Linked DNA regions of Mus musculus: region 1 is linked to region 2. The links are chromatin loops, found by intact Hi-C in ENCODE. Cell type or tissue: left cerebral cortex. All regions are shown on one strand. Links, peaks and the distances in the headings refer to the core of each region. The heading gives the core; the rest is flanking DNA.

Evidence for each region. Hi-C counts contacts between places; a loop is a spot of excess contacts. Peaks named below come from ENCODE experiments on the same cell type or tissue, not always from the same donor. Only the 100,000 strongest peaks of a DNase experiment are listed, where the experiment ranks them.
Region 1: it touches region 2 in a loop (2.7-fold over the local background); 2 of 42 quality-filtered maps call a loop at or near these places.

The regions. Positions count from the first base shown.
Region 1 is chr7:141,278,742-141,286,241 of GRCm38, reverse strand. It overlaps Sct (secretin), which reads left to right and starts at 7,109. Exons shown (of 4, transcript NM_011328.3): 1 at 7,109-7,226; 2 at 7,308-7,409. The coding sequence starts at 7,144. In left cerebral cortex, for the core only: no CTCF peak of the experiment used is centred there; no DNase peak of the experiment used is centred there.
Region 2 is chr7:141,359,569-141,367,068 of GRCm38, reverse strand. It overlaps Eps8l2 (EPS8-like 2), which reads right to left. Exons shown (of 21, transcript NM_133191.2): 16 at 6,642-6,747; 17 at 5,948-6,067; 18 at 5,616-5,688; 19 at 5,309-5,489; 20 at 5,089-5,221; 21 at 4,053-4,946. The coding sequence ends at 4,833. B230206H07Rik (RIKEN cDNA B230206H07 gene) reads left to right here and starts at 1,959. Exons shown (of 2, transcript NR_033532.1): 1 at 1,959-2,034; 2 at 5,033-7,500. In left cerebral cortex, for the core only: a CTCF peak has its summit at 3,496 (motif pointing right); DNase peaks (open chromatin) are centred at 1,838 and 3,499; H3K4me3 peaks cover 193 bases; H3K27ac peaks cover 1,929 bases.

The DNA of each region.
Region 1 (7,500 bases), core at 1,329-6,328, 81 kb after region 2:
CCCAGCAACCACATGGTGGCTCACAACCATCTGTAATGAGATTGGAGGCCCTCTTCTGGTGTGTCTGACAACAGCTACAGTGTTCTTACATGTGATAAGTAAAAAATTTTTTTTAATTAGCTGGACGGTGTTGGCACATGCCTTTAATCCCAGCAACATCCCAGCACTTGGGAGGCAGAGTCAGGCGGATTTCTGTGTTTGAGGCCAGCCTGGTCTACAAAGTGAGTTCCAGGACAGCCAGGGCTACACAGAGAAACCCTGTCTTGAAAAACAAAAATAAAAACAAAAAAAAAAAAACAAAACAAAAACAAAAAATTAAAAAGCTAAGGCAGGAGGATTGCAAGTTTCAGGGTGGTCTGGGCTGCCCAGGGAAACCCTGTGTGAAAATACAAAGCTCTGGGAATGCGCTGGCAAACTAGTTGTCTAGTCTGTCCAACGCCCTGGTCATGGGTTCCATCCCCAACATGGGGGATGCAAGAGACAATTTGAAACATTATTTTAAAGATTTTGTGTATATGAGTGTACTCTATCTGTTATGTACACCTCCATGCCAGAAAAGAACATCAGATCACATTATAGATGGTTGTGAGCCACCATATGGTTGCTGGGAATTGAGCTCAGGACCTCTGGAAGAGCAGCCAGTGCTCTTAACCATTGAGTCAACTCTCCAGCACTCAAAACATTTTCTTACTCATCAGGACAACAGAATAAATGATGGAAATAAGTGGGGAGGCGGGGGACAGATGGGGCATGGGGAGAGGCCTGAGATAGAGGAGGTGGGGGACATGGTTAAGTTCTTAAAGTGATGCTGTATATAGCTGAGTCCCAGAAACCACATAAATACATGGAGATTGGCTGTGATTCCAGCCGTGTAAAGCAAAGACAGAAGTTGCCAGAGCAAGCTGGTGAGTAAGACCAGCCACAGTGGCACGCTCTGGGATTGACCAGGAAGCCTTGACTCAGTGAACAAGGCGGAAGTGTGATAGAGGGCAATTCCTGACATCAGCCTTGGATCTCCATATGTACAGACACCCACAAGTATTCACACTCACAAGTGTGTTCACACACATGTAAAACATGCATGTATGTATACTTACACACCATACACACATATGAAGCAGGTAGGAAGACCAAGGACATTATAAATGCAGCTTGGAAGACTCCTTGTAAAACTGATAGATGGGAAGCCACAGATGTCTGTAACTGTACTTTCTGGGTACTTTACTGGGTTTTTCTATCTACCACTCTATCCCTTCCAGCCCCCCAACAGTGGGTGGGAGAGAAAGGTTAGAGGGGAAAGGGGACATAGAACTCTTTAGACTACTTCCTGCTGATTAGGGGCACTGAGTTCCCTGGGGGCAAGTCCAATCTTCTTTATCACGATATCCAATTTCTTCTTCTCTTCCTTTGCTCATGACCACTTGATGAACCACAGCAACAGGGACCAGGAGCAGCAGCCTCCACCTCTCTTGGGGCTCTGGCATCTTTTAATACCCTCTCAAGAGTTCCCAGAATTCCAAAAGTAAACTATCTTCAGGTGGCAGAGTTACACCCCTGCCAGAGCATGAGACAAATCATAGTCAGCTGCTGTGCACAATGTGAAGCAACCCCATATCAGGTGCCTGGAATTAAACGGAAAGTATAGTTATATAACACAACTGGATTTTTATTTATTTTTTAATATTTATTTATTTATTTATTTATTTATTTATTTAATGTATATGAGTACACTGTAGCTGTACAGATGTTGTGAGCCTTCAAGTGGTTGTTGGGAACTGAATTTAGGACTTCTGCAGTCAACACTGCTTGTTCCGGTCAACTCCACTTGCTCAGTCCCTGCTCGCTCTTGCCCAAAGATTTATTTATCATTATAAATAAGTACACTGTAGCTGTCTTCAGACGCAGGGCATCAGATTTCATTACAGATGGTTGTGAGCCACCATGTGGTTGCTGGGATTTGAACTCAGGACCTTCAGAAGAGCAGTCAGTGATTTTACCCGTTGAACCATCTCACCAGCCAGCCCCACAACTGGGTTTTTAAAGAAGCCAAAAGTCTCACTGCACAAGTCGCCTTCACATCGGCAAGCCTGAATCAAACAATTTAGTAATCTAAATTGACGAAATGTTTCCAGCAAAACCAAACGTCAACGAGAACTCTGTTGAGCGCACAGCCCTATGTCAGGGGCCCACGCCCCCTTTCATTACTTGCTTGGGGGAACATGACTTGGTCTATCTGCCTCTGAAGCACCTGGGAAAAACAACGGACGGTGATCACCTTTGTCCCGTGTCAAAGGTAAGCAGACAGAGGAAGACAGAAGCTCCGCAGCTGCCTGTCTGCCTTATTTGGTCACCATCATGGTGATCAAGACTGACACCAGTGTCATGTGCTTGTCCCTAAAGAGCAATATACCCTTTACAACTGCTAGCCACAGGCAAACAGGCTCTGGCCAGCCTTGTAAGGTATCCTTGTGCATATGACCTCTGCACACTGTAAGCTCTGGGGGAATGCACGGATGTGAGGACATAGGTGTGACCTTCCTGATAGCTGGGGGGGAAAAGTTCTGTGGTCCCATGACTAGTGCACTTCCGGTGCTGGGGCTTGGTCCCTTCACCCCCTACCCCTACCCTAGGCTCCGTGATATTTTGAAGTGAACAGGGGGTAAAGGGCAGACAGAAAGCATCTCTGGGATTGCTGGCCTCAGGAAGGGCGTGAGGCTTCATAAGCTCCCATGAGAGATGTCCATCTTTATCTGCAGGAGAGGCTGGAAGCTAAATTTGGTAAGTCCTTTGGTGATCAACAGCAGTATGGAAGTGTAAGCTGAATAAATCCTTTCCTCCCCAACTTGCTTCTTGGTCATGATGTTTGTGCAGGAATAAAAACCCTGACTAAGACAATCTGTAATGGGCACCTGAAGTTGTCTTCTGGTGTGTCTGAAGACAGGGACAGTTTACCCACATACATGAAATAAATAAATAAACAAACAAACAAACAAACAAACAAATAAATAAATCTTTAAAAAGAGAGAGAGAATTCATTTGAACCCCTGTTTTTTGAGCGATGAGCACATTTTGTAACACCTGTAAGTGACACCTGTGACTTCTGCTTCAAGGCTATGCGACCCTTGCACACTGCTGGACACTGCCAGCTCTGGACCGTTCAGATCATTGGCACCGACTGTCCCCAGCATGGCTGCACTTTTGTATCTCCAGCGACATGGCCCAGAATGGACTCTGGCTCAGTGTGGGCTGAGCCTGACATTCTCAAGCAGGACCTGCAGGAGGCATTGGCTCAAGTCAAGACCAGACCTAGGGCCAAGGGTCTTGGCAGAGCCTTGACAGCTCATTCATAGGAAGTCTCCCACAAGGTACTCAACACTTAGCCTGACATTTTCCTTATCAGATAGAGTCTGGGCCCTCCCACATCAAGCAGCAATCAAGAAAATGCTCCACAGACTTGTCCACAGGCCAGCTGATGAAGGCAATTCTCCAGCTGAGAAGCCCTGTCCCTAAGTGTATGTAGGCTTGTGTTAAGTTGTCAATAACTATGACATAGCCCAGGCTCAGCCTCCAACTCACATGCCCCCTGCCTCAGCTTCCCAGGAATCCCTCAGATTCCCAGAGTAAGCCATCATGCCCGCTTTATAAACTCTACGCCATTGCAATCCACCACTAATGGCTATCATGAAACTTAAACACATGAGTTTTTGCTTTGTGCGTTGACAAAGCAATCTCTCAGGAACCATCTTTTATGTTCTTTTGAGACAGGGCCACTTTTTGTAGCCCTAGTGGTCTGGAATTCTCTGTATAGACCAGGCTGGCCTCAAATTCATGGAGATCCCTCCTGCGTCTCCCTTCTAAGTTCTGGGATTAGAAGCAAATGACACTGGCTCTCAGAGTCTTTCTTTTTTCATGTACGTGAATACACTGTCTCTGTCTTCAGACACACCAGAAGAGGGCATCAGATCCCATTACAGATGGCTGTGAGCCACCATGTAGTTACTGGGAATTGAACTCAGGACCCCTGGAAGAGCGGTCAGTGCTCTTAACTCCTGAGCCCCTCAGAGTCTTTCTTAAGCCCTTTCCAAACACAACCTCAACCAGCTATGCCACCCTCCTCTGACCTCAGTGTATAATGGCTGCTCCTAGTACTTCCCCCTTGCCTGACCATCTATCTTCCTGATGAGGCCCTGTGCACATTAGGATGCCTGGCTGGCGGGGGACTACCTCCTGCCTACCACCGTTCCTGTAGGTCACTGCTCACTAACCACCTGTCTTCTCCTTTCTGCTTATTTACTCAGGGATTTGATTTTAGTGTCACTTCTATGGTTCTATTGGTTAGGGCTGACATATGTCGCACCCACCCCTCCTTCAGTCTTGAGTATTGAACCTAGGCCTTATGCATACTAGGCAAACACTCTACCACTGAGCTATGTCTGTGGCTGTAACACACACACACACACACACACACACACACACACACACACACGCACACGGACACACGCACATGCACACACACATTTTACAGCAGCTTTATTTATAGTTGCCTGAACTTGGAGACAATACAGATGTCCTTCACTGGGTGAATGGATAAACACACTGGTCCATTCAAACAGTGGAACGTTGCTAAGCCCTAGAAAGAACCGAGCTACTGAGCCATGAAAAGATTCAAAGCAGATGTAAATGATTAATGCCAAATGAAAGAGGCCAGTGTGGGTCTGGCAAGATGGCTCAGTGGGTAAAGGCCCGTGCTGCCAAACCTGCCCACCTGAGTTAAGATGCCTGGAACCCACAAGGAAGGAGAAAGGCACACTCTATAGGCTGCCCTCTGACTTCCATGCACCCGCCCACCTACCCAACCACACACAGGTGAATGTAATTTCTGAAATTTAGAAGCCGTGGTGAAAAGGACGCAAGCGATGCTTCCAACGCTGACACCAGCTCAGTGACAAGGTCAGGAGTCTACGGGCAAAAGGATTACGGTTCCACAGGGACTGTTCAGGGCTGCAACCCTACTGCGTTTGATACTATGGAACTGGATCCATGACAGTTTACACTGCCCAAACCAATAGAATGACAACCCCAAAGTGGCCCCTGGTGACAACTGCAGGGCTTTATGATACTGCTGTGGTGACATGGGTTCAAGCCTGGGGTGGGGATGCAAGCCATTAATTCCAGCATTTGAGAGGCAGACGGATCTCTGAGCTCAAGGACTCTATGAGTTCTGCTCCAGAACAGAAAGGGGGGGGGGGGTGTCTCTAGGGCATATGTGAGGGGCATGAAGGAACTAAATCCCATGCTTTCAGTTCAGTTTTTCTGTAAACTGAAAACGACTCTAAAACATCTTCTAATTGTTTTTAAAGCCTCCTGTAGAGGGTTAGGAATGGGGAATTCCTTTGACAGAGTACTAGCACAGCACAACACTGGTGAGGCCCCAAGGGCCACTCCTAGCACCCTGTAAAACTAGGCCATGTTGCCACACTCCTGTAATACCAGTACCCCAGAGGTACTGGCAGGAAGATGTGAAGTTCAAGGTTATCCTAAGCTATGTAACAAATTCCTGGCCAGCCTGGGGTATATGAGACCTTGTCTCAAAAATGCAAAGCAAAGAAGTCCCAAGCTGCCAAACCCCTCCTCCCAAACTGCAAACAGAGCTGGTCTTGGTGGCTCAGATTTGCAATCTCTGCTGTTGAGGGTCCAGGCCAACTTGGGCTACATAGTGAGATCAAAGGCAACGTGAGCTAAATACTCCGTCTCCCCAAAAAAAACAAAAAGAAACAATTCCTAATAACAAAACCAAACAACAATATGAACTAACCAGTACCCCAGAGCTCTTTACTCTAGCTGCATATGTATCAAAAGACGGCCTAGTCGGCCATCACTGCAAAGAGAGGCCCATTGAACTTGCCAACTTTAGATGCCCCAGTACAGGGGAACACCAGGGCCAAAAAGGGGGAGTGGGTGGGTAGGGGATTGAGGGGGGTGGATATGGGGGACCTATGGGATAGCATTGAAAATGTAAACGAGGAAAATACCTAATAAAAAAAATTAAAAAAAAACAAAACCATATGATTTTTATCTGAGAGTTAGCTCCTAACAGTTCTCTGGGTTTGTAATTTGATATTAAGGGTTATCTTTTTTTTTTTTTTTTAAATATTTATTTATTTATTATATGTAAGTACACTGTAGCTGTCTTCAGACACACCAGAAGAGGGCGTCAGATCTTATTACAGATGGTTGTGAGCCACCATGTGGTTGCTGGGAATTGAACTCGGGACCTTTGGAAGAGCAGTCAGTGCTCTTAACCTCTGAGCCATCTCTCCAGCCCCAAGGGTTATCTTTTTTGATTTGAGTTTCGGTGCTGGGTTGAACTCAGGTCTTGGTGCGTACTGCTACCACTAAGGTCGGGGACTCCAAGTATGAAGATGTTCTGCAAGCCTATTTGTCTTCAATCCCCATCCATAGCTCCCCGCCCCAACTCCTTTACAACCTCTACCCACCTGCGTTTCTTTTATTCTAACCTATCTCCATTTTCTGCTACCAATTCAAATAAACTGTCTCCTTCCATCCAAAAATGCAACCCCAGGCCTACGAGGATTCCCATTTTGTTTCTGGTGCTGAGCTGCCCTTAAGGTGGTTATCTGCAGTAGTCTACCCTGCCCTGGCTTCAGCAGGAGCGCTAGGACACTGGTCTTCCTTTCCTCTCAGTCGTCTGCCTGCCCTAGGCTCCTCAAGACACCTACAGCTCCTTCCAGACAAGAGTGCGGCAAGGTCTTGGTCTAGGCTAGGCTCCAAGATGAGTTGAGGTCTCACAGTGCGGTTCGCTCTGCCCGTCCTGAACTGCCACCCCTATTTTCTATCCCTGGACACAGATGAAGATGTCCATTTCGCTACTTGGTAGCACTACTCCTCTAATCTCCCCCCCCAAGGCAGTTGAGGGGCGCCAACACGGCGGTAGGGACAGGAGGTGGCCGGACGACAGCTGGGTGGGCGGCCCTGACCTTCCTGCAATCAATGAGGCGGGGCCGGCCGCGCGGAGCCGGGGCGGTGCTGGAGCCCACCGCCGCCGGCGGTCCCGGCAGCTATAAAGCGGTGGCGCGGGGCTCAGGCTGAAGTTGCAGCATTTGTCACACCCAGAGCCCGACCATGGAGCCTCCGCTGCCCACGCCGATGCTACTGCTGTTGCTGCTGCTGCTCTCCAGTTCCGCCGCGCTCCCTGCACCTCCCAGGTGAGCAGGGTTGGGAATCCGTTTCATCCCGGCCACGCCCACACTTCAATTTCTGACCCTTATGGCTTCACCCCTCCCCAGGACCCCAAGACACTCAGACGGAATGTTCACCAGCGAGCTCAGCCGCTTGCAGGACAGTGCCAGGCTGCAGCGCCTGCTGCAGGGTCTGGTGGGGAAGCGCAGGTGAGCCCGCGCTAGGTAGAATTTTCCAGACTGGCTAGTATGGGACAGGCCCGCCACATCCCTGTACACCACTAATTCTACTTTGGGCGTG
Region 2 (7,500 bases), core at 929-5,928:
ATACAATCCTGGCTGTCCTGGAACTCTCTGTGTAGAGCAGGCTAGCCTCAAGCTAAGAGAGACCTGTATTCCAAATGCTATGAGCCTGCTTTCTTATACAACTCAGAACCATGTGTACAGAGACGGCACCTCCCACATCCATCATTAATTAAGAAAATGTCTCACAGGCTTGCCCACAGGCAAATATTTCTATTTGTTTGTTTGTTTGTTTGTTTGTTTGTTTGTTTTCAAGACAGGCTTTCTCTGTGTAGCCCTGTCTGTCCTGGAACTCACTCTGTAGACCAGGCTGGTCTCGAACTCAGAAATCCACCTGCCTCTGCCTCTCCAGTGCTGGGAATAAAGGCATGTGCCACCACCACTGCCTGGCTTGTCCACATGCAAATCTGGTGGACCACTTCCACAATTAGTGTTTTCTCTTCCCAAATGAATCTAGTTCAAGTAAAGCTGACAAAAAGACTAAGCAGGACACTTAGCATATAGAAGGTTCTAGGTTCAATCTCCACTGCTACCCCCCCCCCCCCCCGCTCTTCCCAATGTAGAGAGAGAAGAAATCAGTGTTGACCTCTGGTCTCTGACTCTTCTTGCACTCAGGCATGTAAGCATGTATACACACACACACACACACACACACACACACACACACACACATACACACCACTGTTGCACTCAAAGCAGGAAGATGAGGTTTCAAATGCCTTATTTGGGAAGTTACAGAAAGATTTTTGTATATTATATTATTTAATTTTAAGGCAGTTGTGAGCTGCCGCAAGGGTGCTGGAAACTGAACCCGGCTTCTTTAGAGGAGAGACCAGTTCTCTTAACCACTGAACCATCTCTCTGACCCCTCAGAAAGTTCTTGCTCAGGACCTGTAGGTGGAAAGCCTAGCAGGGCTCTCTGAGTTTTGAAACTCACCTTAGGGATGCTGAGTCCTAACCAAGTATCCAAAGATCCTCCTTGAACTCGACCCCGTGCTTCTCCCTGTTCCCCTGCTACTCGCCTGTACCTCAAACCCTGAAGAAAGTTCTTAAGCAGCTGTGCCCCTAATACCATCCACAGTGAGGTGTGCACTTAAGACCACTCAGTGTGCAATGTGTCTCTTGACAGCACTTTGGGGAGTGGTGATCAACAAAAGAAGTTTTGGTTGTTCTTTGGGGCAGGGTAGCACTATAAGCCTGCTCTGGCCTCAAACTCATGGTAATCCTCCTGCTTCAGCATTCCAAACGATAACATGACAGGCACGAATCACCATGCCTGGCAAGCGACTCTTAGGCTTTGTATGCTCAGAGCTGTATAGCTTGGCCATCACTCCTCTCTGCTCCATGCCCCATAGCAGCACACACACATTGTCTCTTTGAACTCAAATTCACGTCTTCTTGTTTGAGCACAAGTTATTTGGCTACAGATCTTCTCCATGCTTTCTCTCTGACACTTGACAGTTTTGCCTGTCATGTTGCATTCAATACTCCCAGGGGAACATTCAGGGCCAGGGTAGATCCTTTCTGCTTCTCCACACAAAAAGCATTTTCTCGGCATTCACCCATGTCCAGGGTCCCTTCATGGGATTTGCACAGAGATTTAGCCACTTTGGCTAAGCATCACTGTCCCCAGGTTAAGTGTGCATCTTGTGCTGGGTCACCCAGGTAGAAGGGACATCTCAGCTTCTCTGTCATTCCTCCAATTACCTTGAGAAGTCAACTATTTTATATCTTTTTCTAAGAAAGACGGGAAAGCCTCTTCTGAGTGGTATAGGAAGCCCTGTGTTTGAATGGCCTGCTGTGGGTGGTCAGGAGGTTGGCAGATCACAAAGACATGCTTGTCCCCAGACAGAGATGGGCCTTGTTCATGGAAATATTTGTTGGTGGTGGAGCTAGGCACAGAGCAGTAGTCACAGCAGTCCCACACACGAAGAGCTTATTGGCTAAGTAGCTTAGAAACCAACTCTAGGTTTGGGGGTTTTAAGTTCATTCTTCGTTCTTGTCCAGGGCAAATCTACCCAACCTATGGACAGACCCTCTTCAGCTGGGTTCCCACAGGTAGGGCAAACCTTTCCCATTCCTGCTGACTTGCTGGGTAGGGATCAGGGAGAGTTGTATTATAATTAGGAAAGTTGCACTTGAACCCCAGCCTAGGTGACCTGGGTTCTTTGTGTCTCATTCTTTAGTCTAGACCAGAGTGAGGTCACCCAATGCTAGAGATAGTGCTTGCTGCATGGTTCTTGTTTGTTATCTCTCATTTGCAGGCCCCGGATAGTGACATCCAAAGAGGGAAGAGTAAGTAGTTAGGGAAGGTCCCAAGCTAACTCGCCCTGGGGCTGTAACACTTCCATCTCTTCACTAGGTGCCTGTGATGGGTGGTCCTCTGCTATTCTCTTTGAAAGGTTCTGAGGGTTCAGGACTTAGCTCTGTTGGCAGAATGTTTCCCCTCTATCCCCAGCAACACATTAAACTGGGTGCCTGCCTAGAAGCCTTCGAGGCCATCCATCAGCCACATCAAAAGTATGAGGCGTGTGCTATGTGAGATTGTGCCTCACAGAATTAATAAGGAAAGCTGTCTCAGCCTTTAGGGATGGTTATTGCTGCAGAGGACCAGGGTTGGGGTTCCAGGACCCACAACTATCTATAACTCCAGTTCCAGAGAATCTGTCTGGCCTTTGTGGGCACGGCACACATGTGGTGTATATGGTGTACATACATGTAGGACATGTACAGGCAAACATTCATACACATAAAGTAAAAGCAAGAAAATCTAAAAAATATTTAAAAGTAAAGATTTTTGACAGTTTTTTTCTTGTTTGTTTGTTTGTTTGTTTGTTTGTTTTTGTTTTTTTTAACTCTGTAACCCTGGCTGGACTGGAACTTGCTGTGTCGACCTACTTCTAATTCACATAGATCTCCCTCCTGCCTCTGCTTTCTGCTTTCTGTAATTAAATGTGTATGTTACCACACCCAGCTCTCTACTTTTTAAAAAGGACCTAGAGGTGGTAGAAGGCCCTTGAGAGAAGAAGGGACAACTTCCAAGAACTCAGAGGCCTGAGCCAGTTGTTCAGCTGGGGCCCCAAGCACATGGGAGTGAGGAGTCCAGAGCTCCTGGGCAGGGGAGGCTGCTTGGTCTGGAGCCGCCTCAGCTCTGTGGAAGCCACAGTAAGTGTAGGCAGATGGGGAAGGGCTAGGAGGGTTAGATGAAGCAGATACAGGTTCTGGAGACTCCCTAAGGGTGGCGCCAACCATCTTGGAGAGAAGACTGCTGGAAAGACTGGGTCCTGTAGGGCTTGTCTGAGCTGAGGGGCTGGAGCCTCTGAGACCTGAGGCCAAGTCTGGGTAGGTGGTGGATTAGTTGAGGGGCACAGTCTCTTCACCTCAGTCTCGGCACAGTACGTTGAGGATTCAGGTGATCCTTGTCAGGATTTGACTCACTAGCAATTTGGAATGCAGGACAGTCCTCACACCAGATACAAGGTATCTAACAGTCACCCAAAGATGTATAAGGAGCTACCAGCAGATGGCACCAAAGGCTTGCATCAAAGGAAAGTCTCTGGCCAGTCAGGCAGATACCTGGGTCTCTCTCCAACTTGTCAGTGAGGTCTTTCAGGCCCCAGGTCTCTTTTTGACACCTCCCTCATCTTGGAACAGTCTTCTAAATAGTGCCTCTATCTCCCTCTGATTCATGCTCCTGGGCCAGCTGAACTCTGCTCCTACTCAGAATGGGACCTTTGAAAGCCACCCGGTTGGAAGGTTTTGGGCTGTCTAGACACCCTCTGGAGTCCCTCCCAGAAATGTCCTTAGGGCCATTTTGGATGGGTGTGGAGGTGAGAGGTGTCCCCTGGCATGGCCAAAGCACTACCTGTGTGGGTGGGTTGCTCTCTACTGGAAAGATCTTTGAAGGGCATGACCAGGCTTGGTGGTCTACAAGTGGGATCCCAGCACAGAAGGCTTAGGCAGGATGACGATTCAGAGTTCAGGGCCAATGCACTATCCCAGAGAAAAGGAGCAGGAAGAAGAGGCAGTTTGGGTGTCAGAGCACTTCTACCCCAAGAAACAGATATCTAAGTTGCTAGGAGACATCTGGTTTATTGACATAGCTGTGGAGTCCCCACTCTCATCTCTGGGTCTGGGGCTCCATCCAGAGCTGGGAAACGCACCAGACACCAGCGAACAGGCTGGTGGAAATAGCCAGAGACATCTGTTATCACAGGCTCTTTGGGTGGGATGGGACATTTGAAGTCAGAACCTATGTCTGGTTCATTCTTAGGTCTCAAAGAAGAAAGAATACAGCATACTCTATACCAGCAGGTCACCCAAGGCCTCCTGTCCTGGAGCCCCTGACCAGGTTGTTCCTGGGATGCTAGCAGCGTGAAGGGAGTGGGCAAATATGTAGGCAAGGACACCAGGCTGGTCAGCTGAGGGCTCAGGCCCATCCTGCAATTGGGGTACAGCGGATGCAGGAAAACGTGAATGTAGAAACAAGCAACACAAGGGAGAGCTGCAGAGTCGGGGCCCAGCATTGTAAGGAACAAGGACCTTCATGTGCACCAAGAAGACCAGGGGAAGAGGCCTTGCCCACCGGGAGAGTCCTGGGGCCTTGGCAGCAGGTTGAGAAGGGACTGGCACTGCCAGGTACAGGTTTGGCTGAGGCTGGCCTTGGTTTTGGAAGAAGAGTATTGGGTTGGGGGTAGGGCTCGGGTGGTAAAAGAGCTACCCACAGGTGTAGCTAGGCTCATACACAGGACTCTGCCTGGAGGGCAGGTAAGCCAGTTACACCCAGCCCATCTATGTCCTTGGTATAAAATAATACACATATAAAAATAATACTCCATGCATTTGGGTTGGGCCCATTACAGGTGCGGCGCCCCCTCTGACTCTGGTGAAGTGTGTTGGCTGGTATAGCTGTCCTCGGCCCTCCTGATCTTGCTCATGAGCTTCTCCAGTTCTGACCCACTTTGTTGTTTCTAGGAAAAAGAGATTGGGCCTCAGCCGGGAGGTTGGGGAATAAAGAGGGTACAGGACAGGGCCCTGCTGTTTCCTGTTTTTCCAGTGACCCCAGGTGCAAGTGCCTAGGAAGGAACTCAGAAGCAGGCAGGAGCTGCTCACCTCCAGGAAGGCCTTCTGAACCGTGAGCTGGCTGTACACGCGACTGCCCTCTTCCCCGCACACTTTTTTCAGTTCCTCCTTGTTGAGGGAGAAGAGCTGGGGTCCAGTTAAGATGCCCAGGTTCTCCACGATCCTAGGGGCAGGTGGGTGTGAGGGCGGGGCCGTGGGCGGGACACTGTCCTCCAGGCTCCGCCCCACCGGCTGTACACACGGGACTCACCTGGCACTGAAGGCCTTGGCTTCCAGCCAGGCGCGGACCTCATCCGGACCTGACTCGAAGGTAAGCGGCAGGTGCACTGGCTGGCTGCGCTCCACGCGGAAGTTGCGCTGCGGCTGTGTCTTGATGTGGCTGATCTTTTTCATGAGCTCGTCATTGACCTCGTCCATGTGGTGGATTAGCTCTGTGGGGCGCACGCTCTCAGCCCCTTCACTCGACCCGTTCTCTGCCTCTTCCCCACCCTCCGCATCCTATCAGCGCCCTCCCCTGCCCCTCCCTACACTTCTAACCCCAAAGTGGATCTACTTACCTTCTTTGTTCCCTGCGAAAATTGGGGGCAGTTTGTGGGTGGGGCTGGCTGGACCCCAGTATTTCTGGCCAGACTGCAAGGAGTAAGGAAGAGGTGAGGGGTAAGGTGAGGGGGGGGCTATTATATAAGGACTTACCCAGGACCCCAGATGGATGGGCCAGCCCTTTCTTCCCTTGAGTAAGACCCCAGGAACCCACACAGCCCTTGGCCCAGCTTGGGGGCAGCAGGTTTCCGGGGATCAGGTTCAAATATCACATTGAGACCAGCTGCACCCCTGACCTTAGGGGCTCTGACTGTGTTGTAGACAGAATGGAGCCGTGGCAGGCGATCACCTGTTCCAAGGGGGCACCCACGTCCTCCTGCCGAGCTTCAGCCAGGATGTTGCAGGGCACATAGCCCGCCTGGCCACTGCGATTTCGTAGCTTCCACCACTGCCGGCCGTCCTCCAGCACCTGCCAAGTGTCCAGATGTCTGTGAGACTCACCAACATCCTCGTGCAGACCTCAAGTACTATTAGAGTCAGATGCTGGGGACACTTGCCAAACCCTTCACAGAGGGCCAAAGCATTGTCCAGGTATCTCAAGCACAGCTCTCCATCCTCTGGACATGTCTTGGCCTGATGGGCTACCCAGTGCCTGCCTGGCCTCCCCAGTCCTGGAGACAGGGTACCTCTTAACCTGATTCTAAATGCAGAGCTTCCCCCAGCCTGCTCCACTTTCTGTCCCTCAGTAGGTGGCCTGGATTCAGGTTAGGCACAAATAAGTTGGTCCAGGGTGGTGATCTTGGGTGGCCATGAATGACAAGCCCCTACTGGCTTCTACCGAAGGGCCACCCACCACGGTAGACCTCCAGGGATCCCCCAGACATCAGAAGGCAGCTCAGTGGCTCAGCCAGACTGTGGTGGGGGTCAGAGAGGCCACTGGAGGCCCAGTAGGAAGCCAGGTCGAGCACACTGGGAAGATGGGTGGATTACAGACCATGGTCCCAGAACACGCCCCACTTCCCCTGTATAGCCCCGGTCCTTACCTCTAGGACCTCGTCCTTGAGCACAGATAGCTCATTGGCGTTTCGCGCTGTGAAATCATAGAGGATCTTGACGTACTTGGTCATGGCTGGTGTTGGCTGGTAGCCCCTGCAGGACCAGGAAGAGTTGAGACCCAGGGCTGGACGGAAGTCTCTTCCTGCTTCCCAGCTGCAGCTGCCTCCTGTTCTGCTGCCCAGGTTGCAGTGAAGAGAGGCTGTGCTTCTCAGCCGGGAGTGGAAACTGTGACACTCCAGCAGGCGGGGGGGGGGGGGGGGGGGGGGGGAGACGAGACTCCAAGAGGCTGGCCCAGCTCAAACTATCTTGGGGAGTCTCTTGCCCTGCTCCTCAGAGGGACTAGAGCAAGAGGTGTGCCTAGGGAGTGACAGGGTCACATGTTCCCAGTTGACCACAGGGCTAGGGCTAGGAGATTTTCAGTTACAGCCCCTTAGAGATATTATGTGTCCTTTCTGGAAGTCCCCTTGCATCTCTGGAGCAGGGGTGAGCTCTGGCTAATGGTTTCCCCCCTAGCCAGGTCATGTTCCTGGTCAGTGTGGCACTGGAGAGGGAGGAGGGGTGGGGGATCCAGGTCTGTGCCCAGTGTATTGATAGGCTGAGAATGTCCCATACATATGATCCCAGTAGGGACACTGGATAGCAAGCTAAAGAAGCCCAAGGAGAGGGGTTCACTTTGAAAAGGAGCCGTAGGACCACCAGGTAGACCCTGGGTAGGAGTAAGAACCAGAGGAGGGGGAGGTAAGAGGGATACCTCCATGTCTTGGGCTTCTGTTTAACTCACGGGGAGTGTGGGATGCTTAGTGTGTGTGTGGGGGATAATCAGAGCCCTTTGCTCTGAATCCCCAA